Regions from separate parts of the Homo sapiens genome. Here region 1 is linked to region 2. Evidence: chromatin loops called from intact Hi-C (ENCODE). Cell type or tissue: mammary epithelial cell. All regions are shown on one strand. Each heading gives the region's core, and the rest is flanking DNA. Links, peaks and the distances in the headings are about the cores only. Region 1 has its middle 56 kb from the start of LMX1B-DT. Region 2 overlaps LMX1B-DT (LMX1B divergent transcript).

Region 1 (2,898 bases), core at 155-2,654, 53 kb after region 2:
GGTTCAGCCTCTTTTCATATGCTTGTTTACCATCTCTATACCTTATTTGGTCAGGTGTCTGTTCAGGTCTTTTGCCCATTTTTAAATTGGGCTGTTTGTTTTCTCATGTGTTGAGTTTTAAGAGTTTTTTTTGTGTATTTTGTATGCCAGTACTTTTTCAGATATAAGTTTTGCAAATGTTTTGTTGAAGTCTGGCTTGTCTTTTCATTCCCTAAACAGTGTCTTTTGCAGAGCAGAAGTTTTAAATTTTAATAAAGTACAACTTATCATTAAAAAAATACATTTTTTTGTATTTTTTTAGTAGAGACAGGGTTCCATCTTGTTGGCTAGGCTGGTCTCGAACTCCTGACCTCAAGTGATTTGGCCACTTTGGTCTCCCAAAGTGCTGGGATTACAGGTGTAAGCCACCTGCTCGGCTGTATTTTTTTAGTAGAGACAGGGTTTCTTTTTTTTTTTTTTTTTTTTTTGCTGTTTACTCATTCACCCATTTATTCATCCATTCGTCCATTCATCCATTCCTTGTCCTGTTCATGGGTCCGTCTCATCCCAGGTGAAGACTGGAGAGTGGATGGAGGTGACTGGGAGTGGAAAGGCAGGCTGCTATCCTGGAGGAGGGTAAGGCCCTCAGTCCTCATTGCTGCCAGGCTTCTGTCCCCAAGGACAGTGCCCCTAAGGACTCAGTGAGGTAACCCACAGAAGGGCTTAACAGAGTTTCTGCACTGTTAAGTGCATAGCAAGCATCAGCTAACAACACGAAGCATATAATTCACGAGAACAATACACTTCACAAAACGTTTCCCCCTCCAGGATCCCTTTAAATCCAAACAACAGTACTAATTCGAGAAGTGGCTGTGATTCTCCCTGTGTTCCAGATAAGGAAACTGAGGTCCTGGTCAGCAGAGGGAGTTGCCCACAGTTGTCACAGAGATTGCAGCAGTGGGGGGCAGGCAGCCGGGCTGGTGGGACTGGCTGGATAGCAGAGCTCTCCTGTCCCACCTGACCACCATTCAGCCTGTTCTCTCCTGACCCTGCCCCAGAACAAACTATCCTACCGTCCACCAGTGCCATTCCCCACTGTCTGAAATTTTTCTTCTTTTAATTTTGCTTGTTACTAGCAGAAATCACATGATTGGATTTCTTGCTTATTATCCATGTCTCACACAGAAGTGTCAGCTCCAAGAGGGCAGGAACTTTGTCTTTTGTGTTTACTGACAAATCCTCAATGCCCAGGCAGGTCCTCAGAAAACACTTGCAGAATTATTTGATCCTCTTCCAAGGGGACAAATGAAGCCTGGTGCCAGCTGTGATGCAGTGCCCCATACCAGCCAGCAGATGGCAGCAGAGAACAAGGCACCTGACCGGTGGAGCCCAGGTGAAGTGCGCAGGTTTGACCTTCAAGGTTGGCAAAAGAAGGGGAGCTTCTGGCTGTGTGTGTTGCGGGGGAGCGGGGGGGGGGGAGGGGAATGGGGGTTGGGGGTGGTGGTTGGGGGTGGTGGTGGTGGTTATGCATCTTTTTGCACCTTCTCCCCCTAACCACTGGCCAGGCCTAAGGATCCCAATCTGCTGGAAGGCAGCCTTTTCTAGTAAAATACAAAAACAGCTATCATTGATTAAGCACAAAATTAAGCCAAATACATTGTTTCATTCTCACAACAGCCCTATTATTAGCCTCATTCTGCAGACCGGAAACTGAGGCGCCATAACATGCCCCAGGTTACACAGCCAGTGAGGCACCAAGACTGGAAGGTGACCTGGGACCCATTCCTGTCACCACCATGAGATAGGGCCTCCAAGCTTCTGTTGCTCTATGGTGGACTTGGGGGGGCTGCCCAGGAGGAGGTGAGCTCCTCATTGCCGGAGATGTGCAAACTGTGCCTGGTAGGCGTCTGCTGGAGAGGATGTACGGGCACCCAGATGCCCAAAGCCACTCCTGGCCAGGCAGGACCCAGAGCAAAATGAAGTGTGGGAATGTCCGCTCCAGAATTACTAAGAATTTCAACACAATGACAGGAGAGTATTAAGCCAGGGGCAGGACCCTTCTGAGTTCCAGGGTCTGTGTGACCACACAGGTCCAATGCCCTCCAAGCCAGATCTTTTGGATCGGAGGAAGAAGTGTGAGGAATGGGTCTCAGGGTCATCTCAAGGTCAGTACCATGCTAGGGGCCTGAAGGGATGGGCCTTGTGAAGTCAATGGGATGGAGAAGACAAGGAGTGGACTCGAGTCCCCTCCAGTCCGAGTTAGGAAGCCCGTGGAGACGTCAGCAGTCCAGCTCTGCAGGAGTTCAGGGAAACGTCCCCTGCGCACATTTCTTCTCGTAAGACAGGGCTTGCATCCCCGCACCTTTTATCTTTCCCTGCTGCCTGTGATTTATCTCCACGTGAAGGGCTGGGGCGGCCTCGGAGGCAAAGGGCCCTTCTGATGGTCCATGAATCTTTCCTTTGCCGATCCTCTGGTCACTCTCTGCGCGGCCAGGCGGGCCCACCACTTCCTCTCTGCCAAGTGAGGATTAGGGAGTCATAAAACAAGGAAGCCAAACCCCTGGCCAGCAGAGCGCACACATGGGCCTCAGATGCCGGCAGAGACATGAGGGCTGCCGGGACTTGAGCCTCAGAGGAGGACTCCTTCTTTGGGGGCCGCTATTCCCAGGTCCCTGCTCCATGGGGGGACTCCCTGGCCAAGCCTGGGGTCAGAGCTGGTCAGGACCACTCCTAAGGGGAGAGAAGGTCCCAGCTGAAGCCAGAAGTGGTCCCGGCCCACACCAGGGGGAGAGGGGCTCCAGGCTGAACGGAGTGTGCGGGCGGCCCTCAGAACGGGGGAGCACCCGCCATGTGCCGGGCACCAAACGCATGTCATTCTCATTCCCCCCAGGGCTGCCATCCTGGGGCTCCTGGGGAGAA
Region 2 (2,820 bases), core at 1-2,500:
CCCGCGTCCGGTGCGAGAGGCCACAGCGTCGGACCGGCTGTCTGCGGCCCGTGGTCCCCACCGACGCGCGGCTCACCGGGGAGCAGGGGGGCGGTTGCGGCCCGGGGTAGCGGCGGGCTGACCCCCCGCGATCCGCTGCGGGGCGGCCCCGGCCCCTCCCGGAGCGAGGCAGCGGCGCGGAGCCGGGCGGGGGCGGAGGGCATGGGGGGCGGGTCCCCTGACCTCGCTGGAGGCGAAAGGGCGGATCGGATTTGGAACCTGCGGGAGGCTTGGTCAGAAGTGGCCCCCTGCGCCGCGGGGCCCCGCGGAGGGGCCCGGCTTTGTGGAGGATTAGAGGCTCCCGCCCTACCCTACCTGCGTGTGTGTCGGTGGGTATCTGTGTGTGTCTGTGCGTGTCGGGCCCCCGCCTCTGCGGCTCTTGCCTCCGTGTGCTCCTTGGCTCTGCACACACGGTATGTGTGTCCCTGCAACCTTCCAGACTCCCAGGGGTGAATCTGTGGATCTGTGTCTGAGTCCCCTGCACCCGTGTGTATGTGAATGTGTGGGTCCTTCGTGCCTGTGTCTGGGGTGTGTGTCCGCATCATTTCATGCGGGGGCCTAAGTCTTTGTGCGTGTCTCAGCCTCTGTGTTGTGTCTGCGATCCTTTTCTGTATGGGTGTCTCTGTCAGCTTTGCGTATCTGTGCTTATCTCCGGGGTTCTGAATGCTTCTGTGTGCTCGCGTGTCTCCTAGCGTGTGTGTGTGTGTGTGTGTTTGTGTGTGGTGGGGGGCTTTGTGCCTTCGTGTATTTCTAGGCGCCTTTGTGTGGCTAGGTCGGGGAGAGTGGACAGTCAATGTGGAGTTTCTCTCCCACATCTCGGTCCCCTCTTTGCTTGACCTGGAAACCCCAGGCCTGGACCCGCGAAGTTGGGCTGGGCCTGAGCCGCCTTCTCCGGGCATCTGGGGCGGGGGCGCGGCTGCTGCAGGGAGAAGCCGGGCGGGCAAGGCTTCGGCGCACAGAGCCAGAGTCCCGAGGCGCGGAGCGCGGCTCGGGGCCGGCGGGCGGACCAGGCACTTTCTGCCCTCTGCTGGTCGCGGTCCATCCCTGCAACCGGGGCTGGGCGACTGCCTGCAGGCGAGAGTCCTCGTTCCAGGCCCAGACCCTCTCCCTCTCCTTCAGGGTGCACATGGTAATACTCTCTCGTCACAGGCCCTGCACCCCCAACTCCTGGCGCAAGGCTCCATCCCCTCCCCACCTTCCCTGTGCCTGGCCTCTCCTACCCTACAGCTCTCCTTTCCCCCTCCTTGGCTGAATGAGGGCCCCTGCGATCCAGTCTCCCAGGCTTCTCTAACTCGGGTTGGCGTCCAGTGCCGATCTGGGGCCGCTGGCTGTGCCCAGAGGCGCATTCCCCGGACCACTCGAAGGCCTGGTCTCAAGGCAGGAGGACTTGTGGGAAGTACCCCCTCCGTGCCGCGTCTGGTCTGTCCGGGTGCGCATGCATTCTCAGCGCCTCTTCCGCGCTCCTGCCAGTCATATCCCACGCCACCAAGGCGGATATAGGGTGGTCTGCCGCCATGCGGCCCGCGCCCAGATAGGGGCGCTGGCTCGGTGGACGCCAGAGCCTGGCTGCCTTCTCTGGTCTGGGGTGGGGCTGCTGAGTCCACACCCCTTGGGCCCCTCTGCATGCCTTCCCCGCTGTCCATTCATTCCCCCTACACACACACACACACACACACACACACACACACACACACACACACACACACACACACACACCCTCCCTATAGGCCCCGTTCCTTGCCCTTTGTCCTCACTCCTCGTGTCCCGTGCTCCCAGCTGAGTTGGCCGGTCTCGGGTCCTTCGCACGCAGACGCGCAGGGGTCCCAGATCTCTCCAGCACAATCGGGGCTCCCGCGCCTCTCCACCGCTTCCCTTGCCGAAGAAGCGAAGAAGCGGCCGACTGGACGGCACAGCAGGGGCCGAGGCCCAGAGCCGGCTCCTGCCCGCAGGCGGCGAACGGCACCTTGCTCCGCCAGGCCCCTGCGGGTGTGATCCGTGACCCGCAGATTCTCCCGGGCGCCTCTGGCCCATGACGCGGGGGCTGCTCGCTCCACGCAGGCGGCTTCGGGATGCTCTCCCGCTCAGATTTCAGCGGCAGAAACAGCCTCGGATTCTCTCTACCTGGGGGAAAGACTGAGTCGGGGGCTCGGAATCACTGGAAGAAGCGAGAATGGAAAGGGAGGCTCTGGAGCGGGGGTCCCGGCTCCTTCCAGTCTGCGGACGCCCCAGCTCCATTGAGCCCCGCCCTAGTCCCCCCGCTCCTCTTCTTAGGGCCTTGCACCCTCTCCTCTGCGCTACCCGCCTCCCTCGAGCACGGCTCTATGAGCTGCCCTCCCCCACCCCACCCAGCCCTGTCCATCCCGCTCCGGGCTGTCTGGATTGTTTTGTGCTTCTGACCAGAGCCAGAGCCACACTGCCCCCTCCCAGTTTACCATTCCAGCTGGAGGCACGGATCTGGGGCAGCGCAGGGTGCAGTCCTGGCCGGGTTCGGAGGAGTGGGAAGGCAAGGACCAGGAGCTGCGAGTGTCTCTATTCCACTCTGCCCGGAGAACCAGGGCTGCAGAGAGCCTGGGCCGTCCCACGCTGTCCCGGCGCCATCAGCCCTGCCAAGCCTCAGATCCTTGACAGGCGGCCAGATTGGGGGGACCAGAGCCGCCCAAGCAGTGGGCCAGGTTGGGGGCTGATATTCCTGGGAGGTGGCCCCGGGTCTAGGGTCCTGGGAGAACCACACTGACTCCGGAAGTGGAGCGGGAACACCCAGAGACTGAGTGCTGGAAACTT

Evidence for each region. A loop is a pair of places that touch in the nucleus more often than their neighbours do. Peaks named below come from ENCODE experiments on the same cell type or tissue, not always from the same donor. Only the 100,000 strongest peaks of a DNase experiment are listed, where the experiment ranks them.
Region 1: it touches region 2 in a loop (9-fold over the local background); 1 of 110 quality-filtered maps calls a loop at or near these places.

Annotation. Positions count from the first base shown.
Region 1 is chr9:126,556,660-126,559,557 of GRCh38, reverse strand. No RefSeq gene overlaps it. Among named protein-coding and RNA genes, the nearest start is that of LMX1B-DT, 56 kb to the left of the region's middle. RefSeq lists an enhancer at 2,096-2,672. In mammary epithelial cell, for the core only: a CTCF peak has its summit at 1,317 (motif pointing right); no DNase peak of the experiment used is centred there.
Region 2 is chr9:126,609,994-126,612,813 of GRCh38, reverse strand. The region is part of intron 1 of LMX1B-DT (LMX1B divergent transcript); the gene reads left to right. Among named protein-coding and RNA genes, the nearest start is that of LMX1B-DT, 2.4 kb to the left of the region's middle. RefSeq lists a silencer at 1,111-1,180 and an enhancer at 1,902-2,766. In mammary epithelial cell, for the core only: a CTCF peak has its summit at 1,070 (motif pointing left); a DNase peak (open chromatin) is centred at 1,003; H3K4me3 peaks cover 992 bases; H3K27ac peaks cover 24 bases.